Regions from separate parts of the Homo sapiens genome. Here region 1 is linked to region 2. A link is a contact called in ENCODE Hi-C or POLR2A ChIA-PET data. All regions are on one chromosome and are shown on one strand. The core of a region is the stretch at or near the end of the contact, and the rest is flanking DNA. Distances in the headings are between cores, read along the strand shown.

Evidence for each region. A loop is a pair of places that touch in the nucleus more often than their neighbours do. ChIA-PET counts read pairs that join two places held with the same protein, here RNA polymerase II (POLR2A).
Region 1: a map of DLD1 shows a loop between it and region 2 (4-fold over the local background). The contact joins two enhancer-like sites. A Hi-C loop is called at or near these places in 1 of 168 maps with a recorded cell type or tissue (DLD1). POLR2A ChIA-PET finds 5 or more read pairs at or near these places in 3 of 52 experiments (BJ, WTC11 and activated T-cell).

What each region holds. Positions count from the first base shown.
Region 1 is chr13:73,267,418-73,270,553 of GRCh38, reverse strand. No RefSeq gene overlaps it. Among named protein-coding and RNA genes, the nearest start is that of KLF5, 210 kb to the right of the region's middle. Within about 2 kb of position 1,558, at least 3 of the 41 ENCODE cell types and tissues checked have a DNase peak (open chromatin) inside an H3K27ac peak, as active enhancers do.
Region 2 is chr13:73,192,821-73,195,932 of GRCh38, reverse strand. No RefSeq gene overlaps it. Among named protein-coding and RNA genes, the nearest start is that of KLF5, 140 kb to the right of the region's middle. Within about 2 kb of position 1,477, at least 4 of the 41 ENCODE cell types and tissues checked have a DNase peak (open chromatin) inside an H3K27ac peak, as active enhancers do.

The DNA of each region.
Region 1 (3,136 bases), core at 309-2,808, 75 kb before region 2:
AATAACCACTCACCATACCTTTTTTTTTCCTTATTGATAGGAATTGCACAAAAGAACTTATCAAAATTCCTGTATTTGTAGGTGTCATAGTCAGTTAAGGCTGCTATAACAGAACACCATAGACTGAGTGGCTTATAAACAACAGAAATTTATTTCTCATCGTTCTGAAGGCTGGAAAGTCCAAGATCAAGATGCTGGCAGATTTGGTGTCTGATATGGTCTGGCTCTGTGTCCCCACCCAAATCTCATCTTGAATTGTAATTCAAATTATAATCTCCATGTGTTGAGGGAGGGACCTTGTAGGAGGTGATTAGATCATGGGGGAGGTCCCCCCATGCTGTTCTCATGATAGTGCATTCTCATGTGATCTGATGGTTTTATAAGGGGTTTTTTCCCCCTTTGCTCTGCACTTCTCCTTCCTGCTGCTGTGTGAAGAAGGACGTGTTTGCTTCCTCTTCCTCCATGATTGTAAGTTTCCTGAGGCCTCTCCAGCCATACAGAACTATGTGTCAATTAAATTTCTTTCGTTTATAAATTAGCCAGTCTCAGGTACTTCTTCATAGCAGCATGAGGATGAACTAATACAGTGTCTGATAGGGGCCCACTCCTGGTGCATGGATGGCTGACTTCTCTCTGTGTCTTCACATGGCAGAAGGGACAAGACAGCTCTCTGGGGCCTCTTTTATAAGGTCACTGATTCCATTCATGAGGGTTCCACTCTCATGACTTAATCACTTTCCAAAAGCTCCAATTTCAAATACGATCACACTGGGCATGAGGATTTAACATGTGAATTTGGGCAGGGGACATAAATATTCAGTTTTAACAGTAAGGTACAACTCTGTAGCAGTAAGGCTATAATTTTTATGCATCCTATAAATAACAAAAACAACAAAAAACACATTTTGATTAACAATGCTAGAGGAAAGACTAAATTATCTTTCCAGTATCTATATAGAAAATAATACCATAAAAATCTTGTTATAAAAAGTGATTTTAAAATGTGAAGTCAAAAAATGTCCAAAAAAGTATTGCAGAAGTATTTCAGGCAGTTAATAAAAATAATGTCATATTTTAAATTGTTATGGTGTTTGTGATATTTGCCAGATTAAATATTTTTCTCATTCACAATATTCATTTTTATAACAAATTTTTATATTTTTAATTCATTTTTCTTATAAAGGAGTCCAAAATTGCATAAGCTTTACATCCCCATAAAATCACTCTGGGCTTCACAGTTTGTGATTCAAAGGAATTTATGTTTGTAAGAAAATCATGTGTGTGTGTGTGTGTTTATAAAATATATGAATCTAACCTTTTCTTTTCTCTTACACCAAGCTCATCCAGACTAGATCCTCCTCAACCCTTGGACTCTTATGGTCGCCTCTAGATTGGTCTTCCTGAACCCAGATGGTGCTCCTGGAAATTAGTCTTTCCTGCAATCTTGGCCCACTGAACCTTTGTAAAGTGCTACTGTGTACATATCACACAGCCATGAACAAAGAGGAAGAGCCCTGGGCTAGCAGACAGGAATGCTCCCTTGGCAGCCTGCACATCCCTCCATACTGGCCTTATCACCACAGGGTCTTGTAATCATCTTCCCTTCTATACCATAAAGTCCTGAGACGACACAGGATTGGCCTTTTTCTTCAGCACCTGCCTTGGTACCTGTCCCAGAGCACTGTCAATAATTTGGTGTAGCTACTTCCTGGATTTTTGTGTACATGTAAAATCATAAATGCATACATACTTTTAAGCAATTGAATCTTGCTGTACAGTGTCCTGCAACTTCATAGCTGCAATTGAAGAGTCTGCTGCATTTTGCAATTGAGCCCATTATAGATACAGCTGGCTTAAGGCTGGTATCTGCTCAAAGAGAAAGGAAGCACAGAGCCTCCTGATGGCTGGCCAGGCTGGCCATCTCGGCCATTGTTTCTCAGTCCCCAACAAGACATCCCTAAAGCAATTTTGTCCTCCCAACTAATGATGACTCCAACACTGCTCATCAGTAACAGCTGTTGGGCCATTGGCTGTCATCCAGATTCTGCCCTTGTGAAACCTGCAGAGCCATGCTGGGAGGAGAATGGCTCCTGTGGGGGCAGATGGGCAATGTAGGGAAATGTCTGGGTATTTAAGGTAGTATCAGGGAAAAGAGGAGGAAATGACTAAGAAGGAATAAGGAAAAAATATGGTTGTTCAAATATGGGTGGGAAAGGACTGTGTCTATGCAAATATCCCATGTAAAAGTAAACCTGTTGTAATTCTTTTTCAGAACTACTTAAAAGGCAGAATTCCACATAGAGGACATATCTATGCATGTTCATGTGCGCATGCACAGCTACACACACACACACACACACACACGCACGCACACACACACACACACGAGTGTCTCTCTCCATTGCTAGGGGCCAAATTTGGTCTAACAGCTGTAACATCAAAGGGCAATTAGTATATTCATGATTTCTTATATTTATCTTTTCATTTCAAAGGCTGCTTATTTGTTTTGCTAATAGATTCAGGCCTTGATTACTGGTTATTGATGGGCATTAATAGATGTCTAGATTTACAAGTGTGTTTGAATTTCTCAAGTCTTGATTGTAGCTGAGGAAACTCAAGGCAGACAACTTTCAAAGACAGACACTTCCAATAAAGGCCCGAGGCCTTACTTAGATTAACCGACAACAATTAGCAATTATAATTCAGAATAAATAAAAAGTGAATACATTAATTCCTCAATTGTGCTAATCAACTACAGATATTAACTTTTCAAACATACTTCTAACAGATACATTATTTTGTATGTTTGGAAATCATCAAACAAGGATCTGTGTGAATACTGAAAACCCAAGCACAGCATTTTTTTTTTCCAGAAAGAGCCAGCTCTTTGCCTGACCAGTAAAATTGTCTTTTTAGTAATATATTTATTCCTAAGTTGATTGTCTTAAAATATTCTTGAGTTTCTGAAACTTACAGCAATATGCATTTATTTTCCAGGATCAATGAGATCAATTAAAAAATTGCAGTAACTGGAGAGAATATGGTTTACTCTCTTTGAACTTCATTGTTGCTTTGTTGGACCCTCTTTCAATTTGACATTTTAACAACTTGAAGAAATATAGATTACAGAGGGTTG
Region 2 (3,112 bases), core at 228-2,727:
TACTAAAAATACAAAAATTAGCCAGGTGTGGTGTGGGCACCTGTAGACCCAGCTACTCTGGAGGCTGAGGCAGGAGAATTGCTTGAACCAGGGAGGCAGAGGTTGCAAGTGAGCCAAGCTCATGCCATTGCATTCCAGCCTAGGCAACAAGAGCAAGACTCCATCTCAAAAAAAAAAAAAAAGATACATCCCTTCCCCTAAAAAAAGGTGTAGTGGGTGATTAATTTGATTCTAATTTGGTTAATTCTGCCTAAAAATAAAGCAAAGTTGTATAAAAGAGGTAATATTTGAGCTAAACCCTAAATTATTGGTAGGATTTTGATGGAGAAAGGAAAAGCTGTATTCTAGCTTATCCTAAAATGTATTCTACAAAAGGACAATCATTTGTAGGCATGCAAACCAAAAGCCAATTACACCTTCCAGAAAGGAACTATTATTTTTTAAATACTCATCTGAAAAGAAGAAATATTCAGAATATTTTATGCTAAGCTCAGACTTACTTGTACCAGAAAATACTTTCTGAGCTTGTGAGTCACTTAGTTACTTAAAGAATAAAATTCTGAAAGAAACAAGATTATATTGTGTGTCAGTGACCATGAAGGTTGAATTCATTTACCTAGAACAGTTTCTGTTGACTTAACTATGCTTTAAGTTTACTTCTCTAATTCTGTAATGAAAGTAGCAGAGCTGGTTACAGGGAAAATGTTCATAGTGAATCACAGTTTGAGTGCTTTTGTTCTTTTTATTATTTTTTTCTTAGAGCATGTCTTGGTAATTTCTAACTCCAAGCTTATTTTATTGAAGTCTTCAATTTATAACTAAATCTGTTATTATGCCAACAAACTTGATCTACATATTTTATTTATTTATCATTGATTTTTTAAAAGAAATGAGGTTTTTCTAACCAAAGTCAATTTGGAGTCAAAATAGATGATATACACTAAAATTTCATGAGGAGTTTTCTATGAAGTCATTTGAGGAAACAAAAATCACAAGAACTTTTGAATTAAAACAAGTTTATTTTTGTTGCCAAATATTTTTAAAATAATAATTCTGCTTTTTAGCACCTGTGTGCTTTTTAGTCAAACACACCAAAACGCCACCAGGTTGAGAGGAGCAATCTGAATACTTTAAAAGCTTTAAAAAATAGATTTAGCAGGTAATTATGATTTTTATATCATAAAATTTTATTAAAATCTCCTCTGTCTCTTGTTTATTCTTCCACTTTACATGTTTAATCTCAACTGCCTTCACATATCAACCTCATTTACTCAAGCAGAGATAAGACCAGCGGGAAAGAGAAAAACGTACCTTATTATTTCAAGTCGACAAATAGTTATTGAGTGCCTATCTTGTACAGAACTATGCTAGGTGCTCTGGAGAATATGAAAGTAGCATGATACCTGACCTTTGTCCTCATCCTTGTATAGAGAGATCAAATCAGTGGGGCATTGCAAAACAGTGCAATATGAGAATAAATGTTCATGGCATGGGAGGGGCACAGACAGGAACTCACAGATTCAGATAAGGAAGGGCTCAGGTTGAGCTACAGTGGAGGGAAATGATGGCCTCCAGAGAAGATCTCGGCCTTGGGGGATGAGTTTAAAGGGTCAGATGGGTAGAGAGGATAAGCAAGCCCAGGCAGTGACATGAGCACAGATGCAGAGACAGGAAGGGGTAGATTGTATTTGAAGTTCTAGTTTGGCCAAACTGAGATAAACTCACCATTAGGGAGAGTGGGATAAGGTTGGAGTAGTTAGGAGCAACTTTGCAGGCAGTCTTAGAAGTATTATGCAGGCAATAGAAAACCATTCAAATGTTGTGAGATGGAAGATGACCCAGCAAAACCAACTTTTGGGCACATTCCTACTGCAACTCTGTACAGAGGAATATTATAGAAGTGTAGGATAGAAGGGTATTTGACTTTCCAGATGTGAGGTGATGGGAATTTAAATCATTAAAAATACTTAACTAGGAGGCCATTGGGCTAAGATGGCTCCAGTGCCTTGGGTTCCGACATAAGCAAACCAAATCCCAATTTGATGTAAACAATAAAGCAAAATCTAAGCTTAACCAATTAGAAACCACCAAATAACCTTTAGCTAGAAATCTGACCAATCAGAAACCACCAACTGACCTCTAACTAGGGACTTTTCACATTGGCTAATCAAATGTTTTCTCTGTCTTGCTTCCAAGAATACTTGATGTTTCCTCTCTCACACACTTCCCACACCTCATGGAGTGCTGAACCACTTGAGGTCTGATGATGCTCAATTCATGAATTGCTGAATGCTTAAATTCATTAAAATTTTAATATGACTAAATGTATCTTTTAACACAATTATGGTTGGTGGTAGTAGAAAAAAATAGAAAAGAAAAAAATGGAAAAAAAGAAAAAACAAGAAAAGAAGCCAGGCATGGTGGCTCCTGCCTATAATAATTCCAATTCTTCAGAAGGACAAGACGGGAGGATTTCTTGAAGCCAGGAGTTTGAGACCAGCCTGGGCAACACAGTGAGATCCCGTCTCTACAAAAAATTTAAAAAAAATTAAAAATTAGCAAGGCATGGTGGCATGTGCCTATAGTCCTAGCTACTCAGGAGTCTGAGGCAAGAGGATCACTTGAGCCCAGGAGTTCAAGGCTGCAGTGAACTGTGATGGCACCACTGTACCCTAGCCTGGGCAACAGAGCAAGACCCTGTCTCTAAAAAAATAAAAGATACTAAAAAATAAAAAAACAAGGAAAGAATCAATTGGATCTGTGTATTGACTAATTTGAGACAGCTCTTAGATGTATTCATAAACGTAACTATAAACTCCAATCAATATGTCCAAAACTAAGCTCAGAATCTCCGTTCATCCAAACCTATTCTTCCTCTCGTTTCTCTATCTCAGTAAGTGGTACCTTTATTCTTCCAGTTGCCCAAACCAGAAACTAAAATGGAAGATGTTGCCTCGTCACTCTTCCCTTCCCACAGCCCCATCTCTAATATATCACCAGGTTATAATATTTCTCTATTATTTCTCAAGTCCACCCACTTCTTTCCAACTTTTTGCTATTTCCCTCATCAAGGCCACTGTCAGTTCTTGTGTGAATTATCACAGGACTCCTA